7 separate regions of the Homo sapiens genome follow, and regions 2, 3, 4, 5, 6 and 7 are each linked to region 1. The links are chromatin loops, found by intact Hi-C in ENCODE. Cell type or tissue: Calu3. All regions are shown on one strand.

Region 1 (4,000 bases):
AATGGAGGATTTCCTAACACTTTTTATTTCACTGCTTACCCAGAGATTAAGTCCCCTGGGTTACTATCCCCCTTCCCTTCTCTCTACATCTATCAGTCTTTCATGAATCCTATTATTAGGGTTCAGAGACACATCTCTTTGGGTCTAAGGTCTTGGAAATGATCATACTCAAATAGCATGTCCCCCTGATCTCTAAAGGGTTATCACACAGTTATTACTTCCAGGAAAAGAAACGCGCCCAGTAGGATGCCAGCCAGTGCAGGATGTGCTCCAAGGGACTGTCTCAAGATGAAAACCATTCCCCACTTCAGCTTAAAGGAGGTGATACAAAGTAAAGACAAGAAACAGCCTTGAAACAAATGTTAATGTCTCCTTTGCCAAAACTACCAAGTCTGGTCTGAGCTCTCATTGTCTCTGGCCCGAGGAGCCATACCCCAGGGCTTTCATTTATTACTCAGTTATAAGGAGCTCACCAGCTCTCTTTGCTGTCCCCTCTCTTCTTCCCAAGGAAAAGGTCTCAAGATTCCCAGGTGGGTGGCCTCCATGAGCCTCAGCAAAGCCAGGCAGAAGCACATTCCCCAAGACTCATTCCCCGTTTCTGGCTATAATGATGGAGCAGGTAAAGGCAGCTGGAGGCCTGACCCCTGTGCTCTGTCTGCAGCTGAGTCACATGTCAGCAAATGGATGGAGAGGCTGACAGATGGGCTGGGAACCTGTGAGGGCCTGGTGGGGACCCCGGAGTCTCCAGAGCAGCTGCAAAGACTACACACAGGTGCAGAACATAATTAGGAGGCCACAAGTGTGCAGCATCTACTTAAATGAGGCCACCCAGACTGTATCTGGAGACAAATGGACAGATGTTAATGCAAACGTATCATCGATGCTCCTCTCAAAGGGCTATGAACCAGCTCACTTCAGCATCTCTGTGTCCGGGGGAAAGAGGGTAACATCAGGACAGCAACAGACATGCACTGCAGTCAGCCCAGTATATGGCGGTCCAGAACTAAGGCTGGGGAAGGGAAAAGGAGCAGGAAAGTGCTGGGGCAGGAATGTACTGGAGGAGCCACCAAGAGTTGCCTCATTAACTTTCTCAATTCTTAAAAGGGCTCCCAGCCTGCCAAACCATCTTGGCCCACACAAACCAATAGCATTCCCTTATCCTTCTCAATAGATTCTCCTACATAAGCTTCCATCCATAACAGCCTCTGTACCAGAGTGGTTATCAAACTTTAATTTGCATAAAAGTTAGCTACAGGAATTTATGAGAAATGCAGGTTTTCAGGTTCTTATCCTGAGTCAGAGGGAGGAGAGGTAATTCTTGCTCATATTTCACAACTCAAGAATCCTTAGTAGCTAGCAGAAGAAAATGGTCAATGTTTTGAAACAGAATGACTGGAAGCCAATATATTCCTCCATTGTAACTGCTTCTCCATTGCAAATACCAAATCTTGAATCATAGCCGTCACAGAAGTGAGCCTCCTCTGTAATTCATTCATGCTAAAGAGAATAAAAGATGAGGTACTGAAGGATAGGAGAGATCATGGGAAGAGACAGCAGGGTGTGAGGTGTCTCCTCCGCAGTTTTGCGCAGAGTCTCACAAAAGGTACCCTACCCTTCTTCAAATATGCATAACAGTAAGTAGTGTTGATAAAGATAGAAAGATGCCAGAATATGTGCCTGCATGGTGGGCTTCTTTGATTCTAGTCACATTATCATTGTTCTACCATAAATATCATGAGACCTTGCTGAACTTAAAGTCTTAGCTGCTCAAAAAGCATTTTAGAAGCAAATACAATACTGGCTTTTGCACCCATGTTTGGCTCTCCTGAGCAGGTCTTGACCCTCCCACCAGATCTCTGGGATTGGACATGTGAATTCTAGCCTCATTAGTTACTATGGTGGCCTCATGCTGATGATTGATGTATCAGAGATCTTCTCCAGCCTCTCATTTTGCAGCAATAAATGTTTCCATGAAAACAAAAACTGTGTGGTTCAACTCTTCTTTGGCTCCAGCTATCTCTAGCTTGGATAAGTCACTTTATTTACCCTCATTTTATTCATGGAGTGTCTGTTATTCTGTTGTTTTTCAGACAGTCCCATCAACTTTCAGGGCTTTTTTCTGTAGTACAGCAGACAGCTTTACTAGACGGCTAGTTCAGCATGAGCTGAAAGTAAATGAAGCAAAGACTATTGCATTCTAAACCATTTTGATGCCACCTCCTGTCCAACCCAAGAATTTGGAGCTTTTCCCCCCTGCAACTGGAGAGCCCTCCTTAACTCCCTATTTTTTAAAACTAACAGAGGCATTGGAGCAACTAGCTTAAAAATAAAGATGGTTAGAGGGAGATGAGGAGAATGGAAGGAAGGAGGAGGAAAAGAAAGAGTGATGGAGACTCAGTGAGGTTAGTGGGAGAGGGGGGACCTCTTGTGGAAATTCTAGGCTCAGTGACAAAGACAAGAACACTACAGAAAGTACATGGTGGTAATGGTTCTCAAAGTTGCCCCACTGGGTAGCATACTTTAGTCTCTTAGTGCCTCAACTTAGTATAGGATGACATGAAGAAATAATGGTAAGAGAGTGCCTATATCACTCTATGAGGCCATCTACCTATCTTTTCTGCACTCTGAGTGCCCATCATGACAGTTCTTATTTGCTACTAAGGGTAATTTATTTGGGTATCATTTTAATCAGTGTGTGTGTGTGTGTTCTCTCTCTCATGTTCATTTGCCTTGAACACATGGCCCACAGTTTGGACCATCCTTAAAAGCCATGTTTTTAAAAAAGAAAATCAATATACAAATTATTTTCTGGAAAGTTATAGAAAGTGATCACAAGACTTTAGAAGTGAAATCGTGTGGAATGGAGATCTCTAGTGAATGAAGATTTGTTCCAGATTTTCCATTAACATGACGTGAGATTTAAATAAAATAATGCATGTAAAGCACTTAGGCTATGCCTGGCACATGATAAGCACTACATAAAGTAGTTGTTACTATCACTACTATTAGAGGGTTACATTAAAAATAGTAAATGCAAGTCTCCCGAGTGGTACCCAGGGGACTCTGATTTTCCCTGGACTGCAGTTCTGAGACACTGAGCGGGAGCTGGAGATGTCAAGGGCATGCCCTTAGATCTGAGCCCAGAGGGAATACAGTGCATGTGTTCACATTAGAGAGAACACCTCTGTTCTCAGCTCCACATGTGGAAGTATTCTCCAACCCTTCCTCAACCACAAGTTTATAAATTGATGGAGACATGTGTGGTAAAGTGAAAAGGATCTCTGAGTGGTTTTAAATATGTCCCTTTTGCTTTTAGACTTCAGGACTGGAATCATAAAGAATTCAGAAAAAATAATCTAAAAGTGGTTTAATCATTTAAATGTTATGTAATTATACTTCCCTAAATCTTCTACTTCTTCTTCTAAATCATTCTTAGTTTATCAACTGAAAGACAAAAATTACCTCCACATCGGCCAGGCACAGTGGCTTACGCCTATAATCCCAGCACTTTGGGAGGCCGAGGCGGGCGGATCACGAGGTCAGGGATCGAGACCATCCTGGCTAACATGGTGAAACCCCATCTCTACTAAAACACAAAAAATTAGATGGGCATAGTGGCGGGCACCTGTAGTCCCAGCTACTTGGGAGGCTGAGGCAGGAGAATGGTGTGAACCTGGGAGGTGGAGCTTGCAGTGAGCTGAGATCATGCCACTGCCCTCCAGCCTGGTGACAGAGCAAGACTCCGTCTCAAAAAAAAAAAAAAATTACCTCCACATATCAAAATTGTATTGCATCCATCAATCAACATTCTTAGCTTAAAGGTGTGATTAATCTTTTTCTCGAATCTATTGATTTAAAGATGTAATACTTCTCATAATTGTAATATCAAGATGCCAGACAAGGGGAAGAAACTCTGCTTAACTTAGTAATGTGGCAGAAATTTCACCTTGTGTTTTCTTTACTTTTTATGATATTTGTAGAAAGATTTTTCCTCCAGTTG
Region 2 (4,000 bases), 180 kb after region 1:
AACAAAGCTTTCTTTACTATTCCCCTCTGGTCAGCTTCAACCCATACAGAATTTATCTCAAATGGGCACCCAATGCCTTCTTCTCCCTTGGTTTCCTCCTTCTTTTACTATTCAAGTGCTTCCTCCACAGCGACCCAGTTCCATCTTGCTGACATCCCTTGGTGAGGGCTGATAAGACCTAATCCCAACTTCTTCCTGAGAGGGGTAGAGTAGAGATTCTAGGAGACAAAAACACTGTCTTGATAGGATTGACTGCCACCCTTAGCAAAAATTTAATATAAAAATTCTCAAGAGGTTAAGAATGGGAAATAATAAAGGCAGTGGAAGGCAGAAAGGGACCCTCTCTTAAAATGTAAATGTCACTGCACATAGGAAGTCCCAGTAAACTGTGGCCCACTACACTTGTCCTCTCATTTTCAGTCTCAAACCATGACCACACTTGAGAGTGGGGGAGGGGTGCAAAGCTTTTTCTCTAATTCAAAGGTTTTGCTTAACACCTTCCTGCATATCCTTTTCTTAATATGTCTGTGTGTATCAAGACTTTGTTGAGTTAAGGCTAAGCTAGCAAAAGGAGCACAAAGCTATGTCTGCCCACAAAACATCTTCCACTGTTGTCTACGGAATCATGTACTTTCGCAAAAAAATACCAGACTGCCAAGTTAGCATAACACAAACCATTCCCAGTGATCTGTAAATGGATTAACCATTTTGTAGAACTTTCTTGCTGACCCCAGTATTTCCTCTTTTTCTAGCATTTAGCAGGTTCTAAAAAGTTTTATCATTAGGGGAGCTAGTCAAGTGTCTCACTTTAAGGCTTTTTGTAGCCCATTAAGAGTCCAGCTGGCCTCAGGAAGTGCCTGCTCTGTGGTCTTAACACTCTTTCTGCTCAGTGGCCTACAAAAAGCCTTGAAGTGAAACGCCTGACTAGCCCCTTCCCCTGGATATGATGTATTTTCAGAGTGATTGTCCAGAGGCAAAACTACAAAACTGTTTTAATTCAAATTAACAAGTATAATGTAATGGATAGTGCCGTTTTGCTAAAATTGAAAGCTTGGTGTTGATTTAATAATACAAAGATGAATTTGCTGGGGTTTTGCTTTGTTTTGGTTTTTTACTTGTTGACCTACCTTATTTTTATTTTTAAGCATGCTGAGTCATTGCTATTTTTTTCATTTAACAATGATCCATTATTACGATGAACAAATCAATAAAACTGTACAGTCAGAAATAATGAGAATGTATTGAAAAATCTTCACAGCTACTGCTGCTAAACTGTTTGGAGTTGATAGCACACAAACAGGATCTGCACAAGCCTTTTACTTTCCATTGGTATATTTCTGCCTGCTGTGATCCAGGTCTTTCGAGTTCAGCTTGTCCATCATTTAGGTGAGGGCTCAATCTACTACCTCTTTTCTCTTTCCAAACCACCACAGCGTGGCTTATTCGGCACACTATATTGTCATGCAGCTTTCATTTGCACGTGCGAATTACTAGTTATGCATTATTGTTCTGTTCCCTTCTCAAGCCCAGGAAATGAAAGCACCAAGTACATTCTTCCACTGCAGTAATTTTCATTACGTCAAATCAGAACCTCAGTTTGCAAAATGACTTGTTTCTAAAACCTTATTCTGTAACAATGCTTTCAGTTGCATGTTATCCCTGCTGAAGAGAAAATTTGTCTTTATGAGTACAATGGTAATGATAAGTCAACTGTTGTCATTTTGACAACACCAACCTAATGTCAGCCAGAAAGACTTAGCAACACATTAAAACTTCAATGCTGTCACTTCAAGACAGGGATCACTTGGTACCAATATAACTGTCAACACAAATGCCAGCACAGCCCTGAAACCTCATGGCAGGTGCTGGTTTTGAGTATATTATCCACATGACTGAGAATATGGTTAAAATAATCCTTTTCGGACCATCAGCTTTTGAGAATGTAACATTCTCAAGATGGTTGCCTTTGAAAAAAGAAAATTAAAAAATTTTTAAATTCTCCTAGAATTCTCCAGTCCCTAGGAAATGTCCGCGGGCTCCAATGTGATAAATTCTAATCTCTGTTACCTTCATTGTTCTGGAGAGGAAATAGACTAGGAGAGAGAGCAAGCAATTGACTCAAGGGCATGAAGCCACTTTCGTGGCGTGGCTGAAATGCACACCCCTGCCTTTTGCCTTCCACCAGCTTTGTCTCTGTATCATTCAGCTCTTGTATTCCACGAAGCACATTTGGTTTCTACTGAGTTCAGATATACAAAATGGTGTTGTTAAAGGATACTTCATACTTTTTGGTTTAAAGAAAATAATTTCTGTGTCTCTATTAAAACACGGACACTTGGCATTCCAAGTAAACATTGTCAATTCACAGAGGTTAATTTTGTTTTTAAACTGCAACCAGAGCTCCCTCTAATGGCTGTTTATTTTGACAGCAAATCCTTAGGGAAATAAAATAACCGTTGTTCATTTAAAACTAGAAAGGGCTATTTTTTTATTGTTTTTACTGCTTCATGGGTCATTATTGATCTTTACAAGTGGACCATTTGTATCTCACTCAGTCTATAGTTTCTAGAAAAATCATAGTATTCCCACCTCTGAAAAATCACATCAGTAGAAGTGAAAATAAAACTTAATTGATGTGGTTAATTTTACATGTGAACTTGACTGGGTCATGGGGTGCCCAGAAATTTGGTGAAACATTTTTCTGGGTGTTTTTATGAGGAAGTTTCTGGATGAGATTAGCATTTGAGTCTATAGACTGAGCAGAGCAGATTGTCCTAATGTGGATGGGCCTCATTTCATCAGTTGAAGGCCAAACTAGAACAAAAGAGTTGACGATCCTGAAAACAAGAGAGAACTCGTCCAGCCTGACTGCCTTGAACTAAGACATCAGCTACCTTTTAACTGGAACTGAAACATCGTCTTTTTTGGGGTCTCAAGACTACTGGCTTTTGGACCAGAACTGACACCATCAACTCTTCCGGTTCTCAGGCCTTCAGATTCCGACTAGAACTACACCATTGGCTTTCCTGGGTCTCTAGCTTGCCAAATGCAGATCTTGAAACTTCACATTCAAAATCATATGAACCAATTCCTTTTAATAAATCTCTCTCTCTCTCTCTCCACACACACACACACACACACACACACACACATATGCACACGTCCAATTGGTTCTGTTTCTCTGGAGACCCCTAACTAATACACTTGCTTTCAAGGAGTTTAAAGAAAACATAAATTTTTTTTAATGTTTAGATCCTGCTATTACAGTCAGTAAGAGTATACGGTAGTTCGTGCAGCTTCAGTCTATCTACCATTATGGATGGTTTCAACTAATTAGTTGTCAAGTCACCCTGACAGTGAAGAACAAAAAAAATTTAGATCTTTGATCACTGATCTTAAAAAGTGTCATATACAATGATATAAAATAGTAAATGTATTCAATAAAAGTAATATCTACTCTACTGGTATTGCATTTTACATTTCACATTTACCATCACCTTTGATTTTATCCTCACAGCAATTCTGAAAGATAGAGCAAATATCCTAAGCTTAACACACAGATTCATAATCTAATACCCACAGATTGTAACTGCTTCTAACATTTTGCCTTTTTCATTACAACCACAATATCACTCTGAGTCATTCTGTGCCACAATCCAGCAAGACAGCACGTCTAACCAGTTATTTCTCTAACCACAAAGGCTATTGATGATCTTCAATTCAAAAGGTGCTACCCAATGGCTATTTTCTAGCTGACTTGGCAAAATAGACTAGAGTAGAATGTAAATAATCTGAGGCTGAAAGCTGGGATTTTTGTTTCAAACAAATGACTTTCTCCCATTGGATGGACATTGAATGTACCCCACCACTGTACAAATAGGGGATTGGATCTCAACAGTCTGTGTGAAACTGTTGTTATATTTCCCCAACTAAAATGAAATTTTCCCATTCCAAAGCTGGTGGAATGGGAAAGGGGGGAGGTGTGCACTTCAGTCATGCC
Region 3 (4,000 bases), 450 kb before region 1:
GTTCACTCTGTTGGAGAGTGGTAATGCAGGCCAGTTCAGATTCAGAGTCGTAGGAAACCTCTACTTTCCCCACGAAACCTTGGGGTGATCTAGGAGAAAGGTGGGCTTACAGAACAAATATGGAACCCCCTAAGCTGTGAACCAAGTGTTACAACCTGCTCCTATCCCTTCAAATATAGAAGAGAGAGCATGATGGGCCTCCAGACCTGCCTTTCGATGCAATGGTCATAGGTTAACGCAACCCAGAGGTGATGAGCTCTCCTTGCCTTATCAGTTCCTCAAGACACTGTGCGTCGATAAGGTTCAGTTCAAGCAGGCCATGGCCTGTGGGAAATCTACCAATTGCCCCCTTCCCCAACTGGGCTGGTGGTCATGGGCTTCTTCTGTACTTATGTTTTACTGCACTCTTGCAAACATCTCTCTTCTGGCCTGGGGCCCCCACTAGACTGTGGAGCAACTGAGGGTAATGTTCTTTTAGCAGTGACATCTGTAGCCCCTGGCACAGTAACTAGTACAGAATTGGAAATCAATGAATGTTTGCTATCGAGTGAATGGTTACAAAATGAGTTTTTCAAAGTGCCTAATTTTTTTTTTCCAATTTCTTACACAAAATTATGGAGTAAGAGAAAGAAATAAAAAGGATCCCACTGTCATCTACACTTACATCCTGGAGAGCAAGGTTTTACTTGGAGGAGAGCCAAGCTAACACACATGTAAAGTGGCTTTTGGCTGAGTGTCATCTCCTTCATTCTGAGGGCACAGCAAGCACTGACCCTGTCTCGAGTGTCCAGAGCAGTTTGGATGATGCAGCTTGACAACACCCGAGGTTTTCACAGGGCTAGGTATTCAGAGCCATTCTGCGATTCTGCTAAATATCTGACAGAAAATGAGCAGCTTTCAGAGAGGATAGAGATTGAGGATGGTGGTCAACTGGCAAGTGAAGTTATTAAAAATGAAGGAAAACATCATTCTATGGCAAACCTCCATGTATCAAGAGGGACACGCCCTTGGCCCTGGTGTACCTTGGGATTGGCTAGGTTGCTCCTCCTGTGTGATCACACAGCTCTGTCCACACTGTTATCGTTGTGCACTGACTTGCTGTGTCTTCCACACACAATGAACTCCATGAGGGCAGGGATGGCCTTTTGTTTGTGATCCTTGGTTGCATGTTTGTGACTGAATTTATAGGCTGTAAGACACAGTGCTGGCCCTTATGAAGCTGACAGCCTAGTTGCCAGATGCAGTATTATTGCAGCCTCACAGAAGCCATTTACTGTATCTGGCCTTTAAAAAAAATCTACAAGCTTCTCACTGTAAATCACTGAATACAAGTTTAAAAAGGGGAAACAATACTTAATATTTCATTTTTGCAGTGGCTCAGACTTGTGTGTATATGTGGTGGCTGGGGTCCTTTTTTATGGGACGGAAATTCTCCCCCATTCTCTGCAAAAGCCAAGACTAACAAATGAAAAGTCCCTCTCTGGTCCCAACAGCAGAGAGTAGGGAATGCCAGGCTATAAAAATAGTCTATTTCAGGCAAATCAGTGTTCCACACTAGAAAAAAGCTACACCCTGACAACCACAAAAGGCCCAGCAGAGCTGTCTCCAACAGGTCCTAGGACACTGGTGGCCTACAGTCTCCAGCCAGGGTGGAAAAAGACAGTTCTGAGACCCAGGTGTGGTTCTGCCACAAATTCATTACAAGCAACACACGCCCAGCAGAGGGCACCACAACAATGCTTTTACTCACCAGCTAGTTCAGCCAGAGAGGAGTAATTTATTTGTTTATTATACTGGCTTATAACGCTGGCTGAGCCCTCTGTGCCCACTTTTCTTTCCTACGCACAGACTCTGCTTGTCTTACTTATTCTAGGGTACACAGAAGACGCAGGGCTGGTGACTGGAAGAGCTGGTCTGAGTTAGAGTGTTTGAACATCTATGCAAGGGGGCTGCAGGGGGAGTCCATGGATCCAGGAATGTTAGCACATCAGCAATCCCTTGCATTGATGAACTTGAGAATTTGGGCCTTCAGATAGGCCCTTCCTCTTTACTCCTTGGGCATTAACTTATGGGTGATACCTTAGGTAGTGGGTAAATGCCAGCTCCTCCTCTTGCTATGTGGGATCTTGGAAAAACTTAAACTGTTCTAAGCCTCAGTTTCCTCATGTTAAGGGATCAGTATCATGCATAGCGCAGAGAAAGCACTCAATAAATATTAGCCAAATAAGAGCATTTATTAAGTATTACCACTGAGCCGGTGTAACTGTTCTCTCACTCAACTTGATTGAGTGCACATGAGTAAACAGAGTCAGGATTGAATAACTTGCCCAAAGCATATGGATGGCCAAGGGTAAGGCAAGGGTTGAGCTCGGGTCTGACTGATTCCAATTCGATGCTCCTCCATGCTCTCTTGGTGTGTGCCTGACAGCCTTTGCTGCAAGCCTGGCAACAATGCACTCCTGGTTAATGTGCCCCAGCCCAGCAGGACTTGCCACGTGAACCAACTGGTCCCGAAGCTTTGGGCAAAACACCCAGTGTGATCATCAGTTACTTTTGTTACAGCATTCTTTGCAGTAGCTGCATCTCCTGTGTGGGCAGCAGCAATGTGTTCTACTTATATCCCTTGGAACCATAGATTGTTGCTATGATTGCTATGATTATCATCATCATCAACAGGACAGGCTCCCTGTGGCACCAACCGCAGCTTTAAAACAGTCTTTGCTCTCAAAGAGCCCACAGTAAAAAACAGGGAAAGAATGTTTTTAGTATCAAAGATTTGAGGGCAAATCAAGAAGAGTGGTCATATGTATACGTAACTGAGACACAGCTTTGCTTTGTGTTTTTAGGGTCAGATGTAAGTATTAAATTCAATCCTATAATTATAGCAATGACAAAAAGTACTTTAATTCTATACTATGGCCATTCAAAAGAGAGAAGGAACGTGAGGAAGGAAACAACAGAGACAAAGGGAAAAGGCTGAGAAAATAGGAAGGGACAAAAGACAGGAGAACAGAGAAAGCCAGACAGAGATTCACCTTAGTCACTGGGCACACAGTAAGTGTCTGGTCCCTGGTGTCATCATCATTATTACCAATAAGATCACGATATTATTAGAGAGGCCTTTTTATATGCATGCACCCAAAGAGGCATGAAATGAGTTATAACACCCACACTGGTGCCTTCTAGGATATTGCGTCTTAAGGCTTTGAAAGCCAGGTCGCACTGACCCCCATACTGGCAGAGAGCGCACAATGAGGGAGGAAATTAAAAATGGAGCATTCGCACTGAACCTTCTTCCAAGAGAATAGATGAGAAATCCCATCTGGATGGGGATGAATTAAGTTTGGGTTTTGCAGTCAAGCCTAAGCAGTGGTGCTGATGGGGATTGGGGATTCTGCATGGTTATTTCTTAAGCCAAAGGTGTCTGGGTCATTGGAGAACTGAAAAAGGGGAGGCCCTATCAGGAGGCCACAGGTTTAGGGCCCTCCACAGCCTGTAGGTCAGGATTCTGTCTCAGGATATAATGATACCATCCTTAAGCCTGGCATCCTGTCAGCATTACCCAGGAGCTTCTGGTCATATGGAAGCCCTGGCTCCACTCCAGACCCCTTGCATCAAGACCCTTAAAGCAGGGCTTGGGCAGGTGATGCAGATGAGTGTCCAGGGTGAGAACAGCTTGAGGAAAGGTGGGAGAGCTATGTTCTCTGAAGTACCCAAGAACTGAAACTCGGCCCATTGGTTCGTGTCCAGGTTCTGGCCAGCGTCCATGTGTATTTCTGACATTTTTTTTTTTTTTTAGACAGGGTCTTGCTCTGTTGCCCAGGCTAGAGTGCAGTGGTGCAATCATAGCTCACTGCAGCCTTGACCTCCTGGGCTCAAAGGATCCTCCCACTTCATTTTCCCCAGGCATGCAACACCATGCCCAGCTAATTTTCTTTTCTTTTCTTTTTTTTTTTTTTTTTGAGATGGAGTTTGCTCTTGTTGCCCAGGCTGCAGTGCA
Region 4 (4,000 bases), 85 kb before region 1:
AATTTCTCTAAAAAGATTTTGAAATCTGCAAATAGGGTCCCAGATATTGCTGTAAAATTTTTTAAATTACCTCCATTTCCACCGTAGACCCAGATGCCTTGAACCATCTTCCTTCGACTTTTTAATAAAACCCCAGTGCATTTTCACATTTATCATATCCTATGAACTCCAAGTTCCTTGGGAAGATTGAAAGGCGGCGGGGATTATTTCATTTTATAAATGAAAAAGTTCAGGTTCAAAGATGCTGGTCAGTCATCACAAAACTAAGTATTGATCTCATGGCTGAGTTTCAGAGTTGGGGTGGGGGAGGCTGAGTTGAAGGGACAAGGTGATAATGGCAAGAGAGGCTAGGTGACGCTCTCCCCAGCCCAGAGCTCTGAGAAGCGCCCACAACACCACAGGCGGCCCCACTGGAGCCACCTCAAAGGACCTGGAGTAAAAGAATCACACCCGACATCATTTGCATACCCCAAGACTGGCCAGCCCCCAGTCTCAGTCTTCCTCCCCTGAGTAAGTGTCAAGAAAATCAACAAATCGAGATCATGGTCGGGGAGATGGAGAGCATGGAAATGAAGCCAGACTCAAGGCATTTTCTAGGAGCGGATAGGAGCCAACGTTAGCGAACCAAGCCCACAGCGTACTCGCTTCTCTTAGGAAGTCCCTAGGCCCAAACCAGTGTGTGCATTTAAGAGTTTTGGGATACGTACTTATCCTTGGGGACGGTGCTTATTTGGCAAAAGAAAAGAGGAGCAGGACGGATATAAGAACAAATTCCCCTACCCTGCCAAGACGTCAGTAAATTAAGGAACAAGAAGGGGAGCAAGTGCTCCAAAAAGCCGCAGGTCTTGGGGTTCCCACCACTGAATCTTTCCGCTCCACGCGTCCATCAGGAAGATCCTCCGCCGTTACCTCCAAATCTATGTAGAGCCCCCTGGGATTGGCTCCCTACCTCTTCAAGTCTGGCGGCTGTGGCGGAAAGGGAGTATGAGGAGGAACCCGGGATGAAGCTGAAGTGACCGCCCCGCCAACAGCTCTCCCCTCCCCAGGCAGCCCGCGGGCGAGGGCCAGACGCAATCCACCTGTGTTCTAACTCTGAGCACCAGCTGTGACCTTGAGAGAGTCCCTGATTACCCCCGTTTTACAGAATTAAGAGTTTGAGTCAGGTCCGTCGCGCTGGGCTGCTTGCGGGGCGCTTAACGGATGGTTTGAGGCGTCCCGCCGGTGCGCCCGCAGCACAGTAGGTACGCGGTGAACCGCAGCCCAAGCACTACGTGGCCATCCGGGATCGGAAAACGCGAGGGAAACGCAGAGGCGAGCTCCCACCCCAGCAGCGAGAGAAAGAGGCGATTCTGGCTCCGCGATGATCCCTGAGCAAGTTCAAGTACCCGCGCCCCTCGCCCCTCCGCAGAGGCTGACTGGCCGCGCCTAGGGTTCCTGGCTCCGGACGCGCACAGGGTGCGGGGGAGCGTGAGAGACACCTCCACACCTTCACACACCCACCCCCGAAGTTGCGGCAACGTTGAGGGGAGAGTGGCGCAAAGCTGCCAGAGGGGAGAAGAGGGAGGCGGACGGTACTCACGGGGGGTGGCCAGCCTGAAGCAAGTCCGCGACCGGGGTCATCGATGGCGGCCGGGCTCAGGCCACCGCGCCTCAGTACGCCCAGGGCACCTGCCGCAACGCGCCGCGTGGATTAGAGGCTGCCGGCGGCGAAGAAGGGGCGCGGGTCGGTCTGCGCGCTAAAGCTGGGCTGCAGCACCGCGGGGGCTCGGCTGCCAGAACCGCAGCCGCAGCGGGAACCCGGGAACCGACAGGAGGCGGGAGCGCAGCGGCGTCGGCAGCAGCGGCTGCGAGGGAGGCGCCCGCGCCGCAGGCAGCCAGGGCCAGCCTGGCCGCAGCCACCGCCGACACCTGCTGGCCCGGCCGAGAGCCAATCAGAGGCGCCCGGAGCGGGGGAGCCTGCGGAGGCGGGGCGGGGGCGCGTGCAGGGCGCCCGGCGGGAGGGGCGGCCCGCGATCGCGCCTGCGCCGGGGCAGGGGGTGCCCGCCGGGCCGGTTCCTCCAGAGCACCTCGGGCGCGCGGGCGGCACGCGCCGGGAGGGGCGGGGCGCACCGGGAGGAGGCGGGGCAGGGCTGCGCGCGCCCGGGGCGGGGACCCGCGCCCCTCCCGGGGCTCTTCCCTGCGGCGCAGTGCAGTATTGGGGCCGCGGTTCGGGAGCCCCCATGTGCGACTCCAGGTCCTTCCCCGATTCTAAGTCAGGCTTTTCCTGTCTCCTGCCTCTGAGTCCTGGGGGCCCGGACCCTCAGTGACCGTAGAGTAATGGGTCACCAGAATCCGGGGCCTGCCTGAATCTAAGACATGGTGTGGCGCTCCTCCACAGACAGCTCTTCCCCACTTCACAGTCCCTGGGTAATTAAAGTCTCCGTAGTGACCCCTATCTGGATTGCTTTAATTCTCCCATAAATTTACTACTACGCTAACGACGCTCATTCATTCAACACACATCAAAGGGGTTACCGATCAGGGAGCTGTCCAGGCTAATGCGCCCCCAAGTCTCCCAAACACAGCTGCGGAACCGCCGGGTTAGTGAGCCCGCGCTGTCAGAAAGACTCCCAAAGACTGCTGCAAGTGAGGAACGCTTTCGGGCTCGTGCCAGGAGTTCCCGGTCCTGGAAGAATGACTGGGAGTTGAAAGGTTCCACTCCAGGCCGGGACTTCATTGTGCGTTTGCATCCATTAAGCCAGGGATCTTCCTGAGACCCACTGCCTCAGCCCCAACAACTCGGCTGTGAAAACACTTTGTCAATTTTAGCTGCAGGGTGGAAGTCGCTCCATGAAAATAAAGCATTTATGGAGTTACACTGGCGATTTCTGAATCCCTGGAAATCCTCTCAAGCCGGTGGGTTGAGGCTGTTCTCTCCGTGTAAATGTGCGCAGTAGAAATAAATGGCTTGTTTGCTGATCAGTCCACAGCAGAAAACAAAACAAAACAAGACAAAACCTTAAAGAAAGGAACTCGGAAGGTAAAGGAGTTAATTTCTTTAAAGATTCGATTCCCTCCTTTAAAGGGATTTTAATGTCTACAAACTGGTAAAGTGGAAGGAAGTTAGTTTGTTTCTCTTTTGTTTACATTAAATTTAAATTTTATTTAGCTGTGCTTGATTAGCATTCATGTGGCACAAAATTCTAAAACTACAAATGGAACACAGTTAACAAGACTCCCTCCCACCCTTGTCTCTCAATTCCTCTTCCTGGGGGCAACCAGTGTGTACCTCCCTCAAGGAAATTGACATATACACAAACATATTTGTCTAATGCTCTTATTTTTATTTTTGTTGTACAAACTATGCACATTGTTTTACATTTTGATCTTTTCCCTTAACAAGATATTATCGTGGAGTCATTCCATATCATTACCAAAAACTTTTTCTTGTTATTTTACAGCTGTATGATATTCCATTGAATAAGATATGCCAAAATTTATGTAAGGGCCCCCAATTATGGGCATTTAAATGGTCTCCAATCTATCACTGTTAATAACAATTATGCATGAATAACTTTGTTCCTATGTAACTGTGTACGTGTGGGGGTACATATGAAGAATAAATCTGTACAACTGGATCATGGGGTCAACGGTGATGTGCATTTGTAATTTGGATAATGTCAAATGCCCTTCATAGAGATATAAACTCATGATCTCACACAAGGTATGTGAGTGCATATTTCACACACCCACCCCTCTGATGGTTCTGAGCCTGTTAGCTCTCATATCCATTCCTAGTCCTTCCGACTCTGCTTCATGGGGGGCTTCATTTCCCAGACTCCCCTATCAATTGGCCGATGGGACTCAGCAGTAGGAGAATAGGAGGGAGAAAGGGAGAAGCCAGGGTGTTTCCCATTCTTCCCTTTCAGCTTGAGTGGTGGGAACAGAAGGGTGTCTAGGGCAGCAGCTACTCCTCCTGGGTGGTCCCAAGTCCAGTAGGACAGGCTCAGTATGGGCTCAG
Region 5 (4,000 bases), 390 kb before region 1:
AGACACATGCACACGTATGTTTATTGCGGCATTATTCATAATAGCAAAGACTTGGAACCAACCCAAATGTCCAACAATGATAGAGTGGATTAAGAAAATGTGGCACATATACACCATGGAATACTATGCAGCCATAAAAAAGGATGAGTTCATGTCCTTTGTAGGGACATGGATGAAGCTGGAAACCATCATTCTCAGCAAACTATCGCACGTTCTCACTCATAGGTGGGAACTGAAGAATGAGAACACATGGACACAGGAAGGGGAACATCACACCCCAGGGCCTGTTGTGGGGCGGGAGGAGGGGGGAGGGATAGCATTAGGAGATATACCTAATGTAAATGACAAGTTAATGGGTGCAGCACACCAACATGGCACATGTATGCATACGTAACAAACCTGCATGTTGTGCACATGTACCCTAAAACTTAAAGTATAATAATTAAAAAAAAAGAAAAGAAAAATAAATAAATAAATAAATAAATAAATAAATAAACCTTCAACCCAGGGAAAAAAAAAAGTTTCCTCATTCCTGTTTAGGGGCATGCAGGCATTTTCACTTTATGACCATTCCATAATTAATTTAACCTGTGCCCTATTGATTAGCATCTAGATTGTTTCCTAATCTGCTATTACGTCAGTGCTTCAGGGAATGATCTTTACACCTGTCCCTTTGCATACAGGCAAATATATCTGCAAAATAAATTCCTACAGATGAAATAGCAAGGTTGAAAGATACATGCAGCAGGAATTTCACAGATATTGCAAAATTTCCTTCCATTTGAGTTATCGCAATTTATAGTCTTGTGGCAACATATTAGCCTCTGCCAACATACAGTGTTATCAAGTTTTTTGACCTTTGCTAATCCAATTGGTGAACACTGGTATGCCATTATAGTTTTAATTTACATTTATCATATTATGAGAGAGGCTAAGCATTGTTTCATTTGTTTAAGAGCCATTTGTGTTGCATTTTCTGAAAATTCTGTTTACTTTTCTTGTCCCTTTATTTTTAGGTTTTGGGCTTTTTGTTTTGGATTTGTAGGAGTATTTCTATGTTAGAAAAATTAGTTTTTGCAATTTAAATTACAAATAATTACCCTAGTCTGCCATTTGCTTTTGACTTTGTTAATGGTGATTTTTGTGCTGTAGAGATGTTTTTATTTTTATGGAGCTTCTGGTTTGGGGCCATAGTAAGGCCTCTCATGATTTCTTCTTTGTATTTGGGTTTATTTTTTATGCTGAAGTCTTTGCTCTAAAGTAAATTAATTTCAATGTCAGGTAGAGGGTAAGAGTCTAAAGTTATTTATTTTTTCCAGATGGAGCTAAGATTGGAACTGAGGTCTGGCTATAAAGCTGCCTTTATGTCCATCGCATCCTAAGGGCTGCTGTTGCTCTTCTGCCTCTACACTGATGGACTACGTCAGAACATCAATATGCTGTATTGATGATAATGGATGATATTTTCTTAGTTGTGCCAATATTACTCTTGAGGGAAGAAATGATGCCAAGGTAAGTGAGGACACTGGACATGAGTAGTGAATAAAATATTTCAATTTGAAAATGTAACAGCTAAGAATGTAGAAATGGGAATAACCTGGAAAGAAGGGATCAATGATGGGCAGAAGGTTGCCTCAAGCTACAGAGGGCAAGAGCTTTTTAAAAGGGGGGAGGTTGTGACACAACGTAGTAAAATTAATTTACATAAACACAGTAGCTATCATATGGCTTTGATGAAATCACACTTTGTAAGGCTCTCAGTTCTGTTCCTGATTTTCAGCCTCCAGGGTCTTTGTGGCTACTCCTATCCTGCTTTTACATAACCGGTGTATGATATCTTCATTAATTATCAAATTTTTCTAAACTGGCCACCAAAGGGTGGTGCAGTGAGCTACAAAAATGTCAAAATAACAAACTTTTATTTTACAATATCAGGGCGGGGGGATTGAAAGGCAGATGTGGCCTCACCGGATGCTCCAGTCATATTGGCAGCAAACTGCAAACAAGCTATAGCCGGGGGTGCAGCCACTCATGTGAGACTGTGAGACGGAGACAGGAGGGAAAGAACACACAAGAGAACGATTCACAGAGGTTGGGCCTCCACTCATTCCAAACTTATGAAACTATGGAAGGGAAACTGCTTGAAAAATATCTTAGAATGACTCATGAGAAAAGAGGTTCATGGCAAAATCAATAATGTTATGAGATTGTAGAGAAATGCTTTAACTTCTCCACATAAACAAGTCATTTTAACGGTTTTTGGGATACACCCCAAACCGTTTTTGTGTATTAATTTGTGGCTAAGAACCTGCAGCATCCACAAGGGATGTTCTATTCAGTTTTCTAGCCCTGTGCATATCCTTAACAGCCTGTCAAAAACAAAGGACGCCGTGTTCTAAACTTCCAGGTTCAAAATGTGCCTCCCAGCCTGAGACAAAGATGCAAAGAGACAGGCCCATGCCTATCAAAATTGGGCCAGACTAAACTGTGCTGAGGTGAAGACTGCTGAATTCAGAGAAAATAAAGTGTTGAAAGCAATGAGCCCTTTCCTTACTCTACTCTCAGGGACAAGGGAAAATGAAAGAGAGATAAACAAATACATAAATAGGATGGCAGGGAGTTACTTACAGTAGGGGGATGTTTTCCATCTAGAAGTTTCTGAAGATGGCAGTATCAGAGATGTGTCTTATGCTGCTAGGTGTGTGTGTGTTGGGGGGCAATGTAAGTTGTTCCTTGGGAAACTTGAGACCACGTCTTACTTTCCTAAGGTCTACACAACTCATGGAGGAGGTGTGAATGCATCTGCTAGGCTAAAGCTGGCTAAAGGTAAAGTGCTAGGGGATACCAGCATCAGGGGCAAAACACATCACAGGGATGTGAGTGTGCCCCCATCCAGGGATCAAGCAAAAGATGACAGCTGGAGACCCAGGAGGATAGTCAGCCCCAGGGAACCTGTGAGCCAGGGAGCACTGCAGCTGGCTTCTATAATGACATTTGGGAATTCAGACTCTTCACCACTCCATGCCAATTTCTATACCTGTTCTACTCAACCTTGCTCGTGCTGTGCAGTTGTCATTACCTGCAGTGGCATGAGCTGTCTCCATGGCAGAGTGAGCGGGCAGGAGGGTGTGGACCTCAGAGCCTAGTTTTGGTGTTTTATATGTGATCTCTTACGGAAGCCCACTTGGAGAGACTGATACTCCATAATAAAATCGTGACATAAATTCTACAACAAAGAGCATCACATAAAAAAAAAAAAAAGAACTGTGAACCAGGGACTGGGAATCTCCAAGTTTGTTCCTGAGTCTAGCTTTTTGAGTGACCTTGGACTTTGTAAATCTCAGGTTTCTCTTCTGTAAACTAAGAGAATAGAAATACCATATTTTAAAGGTTGATTTCAGCTCAGTTCTTAGATTCTAACTCTGGATCCTTAGTGATGTGGTTTGGCTCTGTATCCTCACCCAAATCTCACCTTGAATTGTAATAATCCCCTCATGTCAAAGGTGGGAGCAGGTGGAGATAACTGAATCATGGGAGTGGTTTCCTGCATGCTGTTCTTGTGATAGTGAGTGAGTTCTCATGAGATTTGATGGTTTTGTAAGCGTCTGGCATTTCCTTGGCTTGCACTTATTCTCTCTCCTGCCACCCTGTGAAAGGTGCCTTCCACCATGATTTTAAGTTTCCTGAGGACTTGCCAGCCATGTGGAACAGTGAGCCAATTAAACCTATTTTCTTTATAAATTACCCAGTCTCAGGTATTTCTTCATAGCAGCATGAGAACTAATAATACACTTAGTTAAAATACTAATTTTATTTTTAAACTAATAATGTAATATATACACACAGAGAGTAGGAATGAGACATTTGTCTTCCTTGGATGATCAATTTCACACTAGGAGCAACTTTTTCTTGAATATTTCCCAAATTTTTGGGCTTGGAGATATTATCATATTGATATTTCATATCAGATATACTGATATTGATATTTCATATCAGAAAT
Region 6 (4,000 bases), 270 kb before region 1:
GCAAGAATGCCCTTACCAGATGCTGACCCCTCAATCTTGGACTGGCCATACTCCAGAATCATGAGCCAATAAATATCTGTTCATTATAAATTATCCAGTCTGTGGTATTCTGTTATATCAGCACAAAATGGTCTGAGACACAAAGAAACAAATATCCTGATGGACCACAGAGTCCAAGATAAGTAAGAAAGAAGACAGAACAAGAAGGGGTCCCTGACAATGAAAAAGTGAAAGTTTCTAGATTACAGGGATGAAGGATTATTGGAATGGAGCCACAAGAAGATGAGAAGTGGAGGTCAGAGACTAGAGTGCCTAAGGTCAAGAATTTGGAGGCTGGGCATTATTAAGGATGACAAAGACTAGAAAAGGACCATAAACAAGAAGATTTGTAGGAGGCAGAAAGTTGAGAGACTAGGATGTTGGATAGGTCACTGAAGGGATGCTGTGTCACCAAAGTGGAAATTCACAGGACTAGTGGGCAAAACCACATCAGTGGTCTAGGTAATAAAGTGTTCTGTGAATGAGAGGGACTGGCTACAAGGCTGAAAGATGGCTAGAACAAGGATCATGGTCGGTAGTACATTCAGATGGCAAGCACTTTAAAGGACCTGGAGTTCTGGTCTGGAATAAGTCCAGAGTTAAATTGGAAAGAGAATAAAGAGCCACTATTTGAAAAAGCTGCAAGGTAGCTGTGCCCTTGGGGGAGAGGCAGACTTTGGAGCAAAACAATGATGGTCATTTTCAGAGAAGAGCTGGAGACAGGAAGCACCTGCTAATGATGACAGTGAGCTCCAGAGGGCAGAGTTTGGGGGCTCAAGGTGGTGGAAGCAGAGTCAGAAGAATAGAAGCTAAACTACATTGCATGGGGAAAGAGTCCGGGGATGAAAGAAACTTGGCTTTATGGAGATGAGAGGCTTGATAAATGGGTCCTGGAGGCACTGTAGGGGATAGCAGATTAGGAGTTCTAATGACAAACTCCTACTTGTGACCAATTTCTTGGGTTAATTGTGATGTCAATACTTGGTGGCACGCAATGTTAAGGCAGCAGTGGTCTGGTCTTTCATGGAGCAGAGAAAATTTGTTCAATCTCTCCTCAACCTTCAGAGAGTTGCACTTCTACACTGGAGGAAGTGGTTTTTCCACTGAGTGACAAGCTTATTTTGGAAGGTTATTTAATCTAATATATACTTATAGAGCCCTTAGTGTGCACTATGCACTATTCTAGGAACACAGGCTATATCAGTGAAGAAATGAGACAAAGATCCTTGCTCCAGGGGCACTTGAATTCATTACACTACATAATGAATAAAGTTATACAGCACAGTAGAAAGTGATAAGGGCTACAGAAAAAAGAAGCTATAGAGCAGGATAAGGGGACACCTGGAGTGCTGCTATGTTGGGGAACTGAAATATTGAATAGGGTGGTCAGAGTGAGAAGGTGACATTTGAGCAAATACTTGAAGGTGGTACAGGAAAGAGTATAGCAGGAAGAGGGAACACCTGTGCAAAGGTTATGGAGAGAGAAGCTTGCCTGTTGCGTTAAGATAAACAATAAGAGGACAGGGTGGCTACAGCAAAATGAGCAAAGGGAAAAGTCGTAGGAAGGTAGTAAAATAATTAGAAATGATTGTAATTAAGTAAATGGCAACTATTCCTAGAGAAAGAATCTATGTCCAAATGGACATCAGCACATCACACAAAAACACTTCTGAGTTGGAAGTCACAGCCAAGGCAGGATTAGAATTCAGTTCTCATTTTACCTCTATGAATTCTGAATTTTTCTCTGGAAATGAGAAGTTGGAGTAGAGATCTCTCTACATTTCCATCTGGTTTTAAGCCTCAAGCCTCAAGGGAATAGGAACAGATGCTCTGATGACAACAGGTTGCAGTGTTTTGTCTCTGGAGGACACTAGAAGCTTATCGAGGCAGACACTTAGACCAATTTTCCTTTTTTGACTAAACAAGTATTTTATTTATTTATTTTATTATACTTTAAGTTCTGGGTTACACATACAGAATGTGCAGTTTTGTTACATAGGTATACATGTGCCCTGGTGGTTTGTTGCACCCATCAACCTGTCACTTACATTAGGTATTTCTCCTAATGTTATCCCTCCCGTAGCCCCACACTCCCCGACAGGCCCCAGTGTGTGATGTTCCCCTTCCTGTGTCCATGTGTTCTTCGTTCAACTCCCACTTATGAGTGAGAACATGCAGTGTTTGGTTTTCTGATCTTGTGACAGTTTGCTGAGAATGATGGTTTCCAGCTTCATCCATGTTCCTGCAAAGGACATGTTTTCATACAGTTTGCCATGTGCCTGCAAAAACTACCTATTATCCTCAATGAACATGCATTCAGAGTCCACTAGAGGGCAGCCCTGCACTTAGAAACTGAAAAATGTTTACTTGGCAAAGGGAATGTATCCTCTCTTGGGCCACGATGACCAGAACAATCAGAATGAATAACAAGACACTGTGAAAAGCTTTCAATAGGATTTCAGTTTTTCAACACTTCTTTAGTCATGGGCTGTGGCCTAATGTAACAACAATTAGTATCAGCCCTTGAATGTCTGATTTTTAAACTTTTCCAGATACCTAATAGACATTATTTCACTCAAGCCTCAAAATAATTCTATGAGCAGTGAGCTATCTTTATTGTTCAGATAAGAAAACACAGACTCAAAGAGCAGAACAGGGGTGGGGTCAAGATGGCTGACTAGAAGCAGTGGCAATCAGAGGCTCCCCTTGAAAAGAACCATAACAGCATGCGAATCCTGCACCAGCAACTGAGGTATCCAGATTCCAACATCGGAAATGACTAGGTGGCTGCTGTGATCCACAGAGAAGAAGGAAGAGTAGTGTGGTGTGGTGGCTACACAGGGCAGAGGAGTCCACTCCCCCCAGCCAAGGGAGTCAGTGAATGAGCATACTACCCAGCCTGGAAAATGTCCTTTTTCCATGGAACTGTGCAACCCATGGTTTGGAAGATCCAACTCATGAGTCCATTCCACTGGGGTCTAGGGTCCCAACAATGAAGCCATACAGATTCTCAACAGGCACTAAGCTAGAATCTGCTTAAGGCTGCTGAGCTCCTGGGGGAGGGTGATCAGCACCACAGCTGCAGTTGCCTGCTGTCTAAGCCGTTTGGACTCCTTGGGGGACGGGTGACAGCCAACACTGGGACTGATAGCTGCCTAACAAACTAAGCTCTAAGGGCAGGTGAAGGGCAGCAGCCATCTCTATAGCTCCAGGCCAGGCTTTTCCCCTGCTGGAGCTGGGGAGGCTGGACAGCTTGGTCCCAAGAGGTATCCCCCACAGTCCAACACAATGGCTGTGGCAGATTGCGGACAGAGTGCCTCTTCAGGCCTGACCTTGACCCATCAAGGCAGGGCCTCCCTACAGGAACTCCAACAACTTCAGCCAGGGACTCAAGGACAGAACTCTGATCTCCCTGGGCCTGAGCCCTAGCGGGAGGGGTGGCTGCAGTCTCTGCAGACCAGTAGACTTATTCTTTCCTCCTGCTAGTTCTGAAGAATTCAGGCAGCCCAGATGTGTGGGTTTCCCCCCAGTGAAGCACGCCCAATCCACCAAGGGACAAAGTGCTTTGTTAAATGCGTTCTGCTCCCCTTGCCACCTAACTAGGTGAGATCTTCCAACAGGGGTTGTCAGACATGCTATACAAGAGCGTTCCTACTGGCATCAGTTAGGTCAGAGATCCCAGAGGAAGGAGCAGGCACCCATCTTTGCTGTTTTCCAGGCTCCTTGTGTGACATCTCCAGGCATGGGAATGAACCAGATGAATAGGGCCTGAAGCGAACCCCCAGCAAACCACAGCAGCCCTACAGAAGAGGGACCTGATAACTGCAAGAAAAACAAACAGAAAGCAACAACAATGCAACAACAACAATAGCATCAACAATAAAAAGTCCCCACAAAATCCCCACCCAAAGGTCAGCAGCCACAAAGATCAATATTAGACAAACTCATGAAGATGAGAAAG
Region 7 (4,000 bases), 590 kb before region 1:
AAGGTGAGTGCCAAGGGATATGGGTGAGGCACAGACAGCATCGCCTACAAGTATCTCTTGTATACCTTACATGTTAGTGGTAGGGAGATGCAAGGTAAACTAGCAAAACAATGAGCAAGATGTTGTTAAATAAAGATAAGTATTATAAAGAAAACAAAATACAGGGTGCTGAGATGGGTGGTGCTGAGGGAGATGGGTGGTGAGGGGCTTATTTAGATTGGGTGATCAGAGATGGCTTTCTTCAGATGAGGTTTGAACTGAAATTGAGGGACAAGAAGGGAGATGGGGAGCAGGATAGAGTATTCTGGACCAACTGAACATGTAGTGTAAATGCTTTAAGGTTGAAGACCAGTGGGTCTGGTCGTGTAGTGGAGAGTCAGAGGCTAGATGGCAAGAACAAGGGATAGGCAGGGAACAGGTGATGTGGCATCCTGTAAGCCACTGTAATATGTTTGGAGTTAATGTTAAGTGCAATGAGAAGCCTTCGGAAGATTTCATGCAGAGAACTGACATAATCTCACGTGAATTTTGGAGAATCCTCAGGCTTCTGTGTTGTGAATGGATGCAAGACGACCAGCCGGAGAGCTACTGTAGTAATCCGGGTGCAAAACAATGGTGCTTGTCAGGTGTACTAGTCAGAAGTTGGGGGTAGGGGAAAGGATGGATATGATACATTTTGCAAGTAGAAACACTAAGACCCCATTAGATAGGACGGGGTAAAGGCAGTAAAGGAAGGGAAAATTCAAAGATAAAGTTTTAAGTTTGAGCAATTCTATGGATGGCAGTGCCATTTACTTAGATGAGGCCGACTGGGGAAAGAGTTTGGGGGTAAAGAAGCAGGCTCTTTCTTTGTTTGCTGAAGGGAATGTCAGATCAATGGTTTTCTTTTCTTCTACTTGAAAGACGGGCAGTACTAGATGTTTCCATCTGATGAAAATGATCCAGTAGAGAGGAAGAAATTGATGATTCAGAAGAAAGGAGATAATTACAGTGGTATTTTATGGAGAAGAGGAGATGGTACCCAGGACACAAATGGAGGGGTTTGTTTTGATGGGTGGAGCAAGTGTACTTCATGCCTTGTATGGGAAAGAAGACAGAGTATGCAACATTGCCTCCAAAGGGTAGATTTGGAGGTGGAAAAATGAAGACGGTCAAATATCTCAATGACGGATAAGACCAAGCCTTCACCTTGCTTAGTGGAGGATGGAGGGGGGACTGGTAAAGGGAAAGGAAGAAAGAAAAGCCATCTTCCCTACCCCACCCCCCCACCCCCCAGCTATCTCCAGGTGTTATGTGCTGTTGTGGAGCAGATAGTTAGGTTGAACAAGGATTGGATTGGGGTTTTGTCAAATGAATTAAAAAAAAAAAAAAGGAGAAAGGATCAAGGGGAGATGATATTTGCAAGGGGTGTGATTGTGATGGTAAGCCAGGGAATCTATGCCGGGTCATGATGTCTGTGAAAAGAATTATATGAGCTGATGCATGTAGAATTCTCAGAGCAGGACCTACAATATAAGTGTTGAAAAGGAATTAGCTATTTTTATTATTAATGTAAGAGAAGTGAGAAAATGAGGGGCAATGCTTGATAAAAATGTAAAAAGGCCCAAAGGATCTGTTGTTAAAGAGATAGTTTCCTAAGTTATACCTCTTAACACCTCTTGTGGGGATCTCTAACCAGAGGCCCATCTGGTGATGCTGCTGTTGATTCCTGTGGGACCAAATCCCTAGAGCACCATTTCCAGGTTACTACTGAGCTCTCATTAGCCCTCCCCTACCTGTGCAGGTGAGATCTGCCAGATGCTCTGCAAGTGAGTACGTTCCTAATGATTAGTTTTCCAAATGAGTCCTGTTCTGGGTTCTTCAGGTCTACTGGAATGGCATTAAGGAGTTTTAAGGAATCCTGTCGCTGCTTTTCCCAGACTAAAGCCTTTAGGCAACCTCATAAGTGAAAGGCACATTAACTTCTGTATTGGCCTAAGACAGTGGTTTAGATTGAGAGCACTGAATATTTAGGGTGTGTGTATGCAAATTCCAGACTGTGTTTCTCAACAAGCGACAATTTAGGAGTCTTGATTGTTTTCTAGCTTAATCATTCATTCCCTGGAGGCTGTAAACAGAAGTCTCTGTTTACATTTAAATTAAATTCCTTCTAACAGCACCGTGGTAGATAGTAGCTGAGGTGCTTTATATATCCCCAGGGCAAGACCATGAAAACATTGTTGTCTCTCCCAGGTAAAGAAAAATGGCAATTGATTTATATGAATTGTAATAATAAATGTTTGGCTAGATTAATTTCTGGATCACATTTGAGTGATGACAAAATCAAACCTGTCAGCTGGTGCTTTAATGATGACTGCAACTTAAACCTTTATAATGCATGTAAACTGCTAGGAGCCTTCCAGTTGTTTAAGTGGCCACAAGGGGGTGATAAAGGACTGCATACTTACAGAAATCCGTCCCCCTTCAATTTCTTCTGTAATAGCATCATTCACTGGGTACCCTATATTTCGTTTCGACATACTTCATCTACCAAGTGGGCTGTTACTGGTTCCCATTCAGTGTGTCTGGCCACTCATTTACTATTCTTCCTGATGCTAGTATTGGGCTAAGCTTTTCTGCGTTTTTTAACAAGTCAATGGCAGTGATGCACTAAGAGTGGATGTTTATGGGGGTGGGCCTTTTCTTTTTCTTTTTTCTTTTTTTTTTTAACTTTAATTTTGAGACACAGTCTTGCTCTGTCGCCCAGGCTGGGTACAGTGATGTGATCTCGGCTCACTACAACCTCCGCCTCCCTGGTTTAACTGATTCGCTTGCCCCAGCTTCCTGAGTGTGCCACCACACCTGGCTAATTTTTGTATTTTTAATAGAGATGGTGTTTCACCATGGTGGCCAGGCTGGTCTGGAACTCCTGACCTCAGATGATCCACCTGCTTCAGCTTCCCAAAATGCTGGGATTACAGGTGTGAGCCACCGCGCCCAGGTTGGCCTTTTCTTACTTCAAGGAATTATACCTTCTACCAAATCCTTGTCTGGTGATGTCTTCCCCACAAAATTTAGGCTGACATGGATAACCTAGAAAAGAGGATTTAAAATACTCACAATACAAGGAAATGATAAATGTCTGAAGTGATGGATATGCTAATCGCCCTGATTTGATTTTATATTGTGTACATGTATCGCAATATCACTTTGTATCCCACAAACATGTATATTACATGTCAACTAAAATTAAAAGGGAAAAATAAATTTAAAAATAAAAACGCCAGGTGCGGTGACTCACGCTTGTAATCCCAGTACTTTGGGAGGCAGAGGTGGGCGGATCACCTGAGGCTGGGATTCGAGACCAGCCTGACCAACATGGAGAAACCCCGTTTCTACTAAAAATACAAAATTAGCCGGGCGTGGTGGTGCATGCCTGTAATCCCAGCTACACGGGAGGCTGAGGCAGGAGAATCACTTGAACCCAGGAGGTGGAGGTTGTGGTGGGCTGAGATCATGCCATTGCACTCCAGCCTGGGCAACAAGAGTGAAACTCCATCTCAAAAATAAACAAATGAATAAATAAATAAACATTTTTAAAAAGTTCTCTCTCTACTTTCCAGACAGTATGTTGTTCCTTGCCAGTGGACTCGGGATGTGGGGTCTGGGGTCTGGCACCCTGGTAAGAATGGGTAAAGGACACATGGAGACAAACTCTGGGGTTAAAGCTAGCCTCCTTCTGGACCATTCTATAGACCTCAGGCCTTCAAAACCCTCTAGACTAGAACAGGGAGCTGCAGTTGAAGCCTGAGCATGAGGCCTGAGATCAATTAGATTCCCTGTGGGGGCTTTAAGCTTCTTTTGTGCCTTGAACGAATGGTGCCTATCTATATGTCATTGCTTTTTGCATGAAAAATGTCTGTAGGCTGTTCACTAGTTTGAGATGAAGGCACCTAGATCCAGCATCATGCAGCATCAGGGCCCTCACCCTCAGTTCACAGGTGCAGAGCTATCTATATAC

Evidence for each region. A loop is a pair of places that touch in the nucleus more often than their neighbours do. Peaks named below come from ENCODE experiments on the same cell type or tissue, not always from the same donor. Only the 100,000 strongest peaks of a DNase experiment are listed, where the experiment ranks them.
Region 2: a loop joins it to region 1, with 4 times the contacts of the local background. A loop is called at or near these places in 3 of 110 quality-filtered maps.
Region 3: a loop joins it to region 1, with 8 times the contacts of the local background. A loop is called at or near these places in 57 of 110 quality-filtered maps.
Region 4: a loop joins it to region 1, with 12 times the contacts of the local background. A loop is called at or near these places in 4 of 110 quality-filtered maps.
Region 5: it touches region 1 in a loop (2.9-fold over the local background); 2 of 110 quality-filtered maps call a loop at or near these places.
Region 6: it touches region 1 in a loop (10-fold over the local background); 15 of 110 quality-filtered maps call a loop at or near these places.
Region 7: it touches region 1 in a loop (8-fold over the local background); 7 of 110 quality-filtered maps call a loop at or near these places.

Annotation. Positions count from the first base shown.
Region 1 is chr3:39,722,824-39,726,823 of GRCh38, reverse strand. No RefSeq gene overlaps it. Among named protein-coding and RNA genes, the nearest start is that of MYRIP, 85 kb to the left of the region's middle. In Calu3, no CTCF peak of the experiment used is centred here; a DNase peak (open chromatin) is centred at 2,423.
Region 2 is chr3:39,540,413-39,544,412 of GRCh38, reverse strand. No RefSeq gene overlaps it. Among named protein-coding and RNA genes, the nearest start is that of MOBP, 75 kb to the right of the region's middle. In Calu3, a CTCF peak has its summit at 2,404 (motif pointing left); no DNase peak of the experiment used is centred here.
Region 3 is chr3:40,176,871-40,180,870 of GRCh38, reverse strand. All of the region lies in intron 8 of MYRIP (myosin VIIA and Rab interacting protein), which reads right to left. The region is part of intron 2 of EIF1B-AS1 (EIF1B antisense RNA 1); the gene reads left to right. Among named protein-coding and RNA genes, the nearest start is that of EIF1B-AS1, 130 kb to the left of the region's middle. In Calu3, a CTCF peak has its summit at 1,720 (motif pointing right); a DNase peak (open chromatin) is centred at 1,720.
Region 4 is chr3:39,807,496-39,811,495 of GRCh38, reverse strand. It overlaps MYRIP (myosin VIIA and Rab interacting protein), which reads right to left and starts at 1,887. Exons shown (of 17, transcript NM_015460.4): 1 at 1,580-1,887. In Calu3, no CTCF peak of the experiment used is centred here; a DNase peak (open chromatin) is centred at 1,975.
Region 5 is chr3:40,115,056-40,119,055 of GRCh38, reverse strand. The region is part of intron 3 of MYRIP (myosin VIIA and Rab interacting protein); the gene reads right to left. Among named protein-coding and RNA genes, the nearest start is that of EIF1B-AS1, 190 kb to the left of the region's middle. In Calu3, no CTCF peak of the experiment used is centred here; a DNase peak (open chromatin) is centred at 2,025.
Region 6 is chr3:39,989,133-39,993,132 of GRCh38, reverse strand. The region is part of intron 2 of MYRIP (myosin VIIA and Rab interacting protein); the gene reads right to left. Among named protein-coding and RNA genes, the nearest start is that of MYRIP, 180 kb to the right of the region's middle. In Calu3, a CTCF peak has its summit at 2,323 (motif pointing right); a DNase peak (open chromatin) is centred at 2,372.
Region 7 is chr3:40,315,674-40,319,673 of GRCh38, reverse strand. No RefSeq gene overlaps it. Among named protein-coding and RNA genes, the nearest start is that of EIF1B, 8.0 kb to the right of the region's middle. In Calu3, a CTCF peak has its summit at 2,442 (motif pointing right); a DNase peak (open chromatin) is centred at 2,423.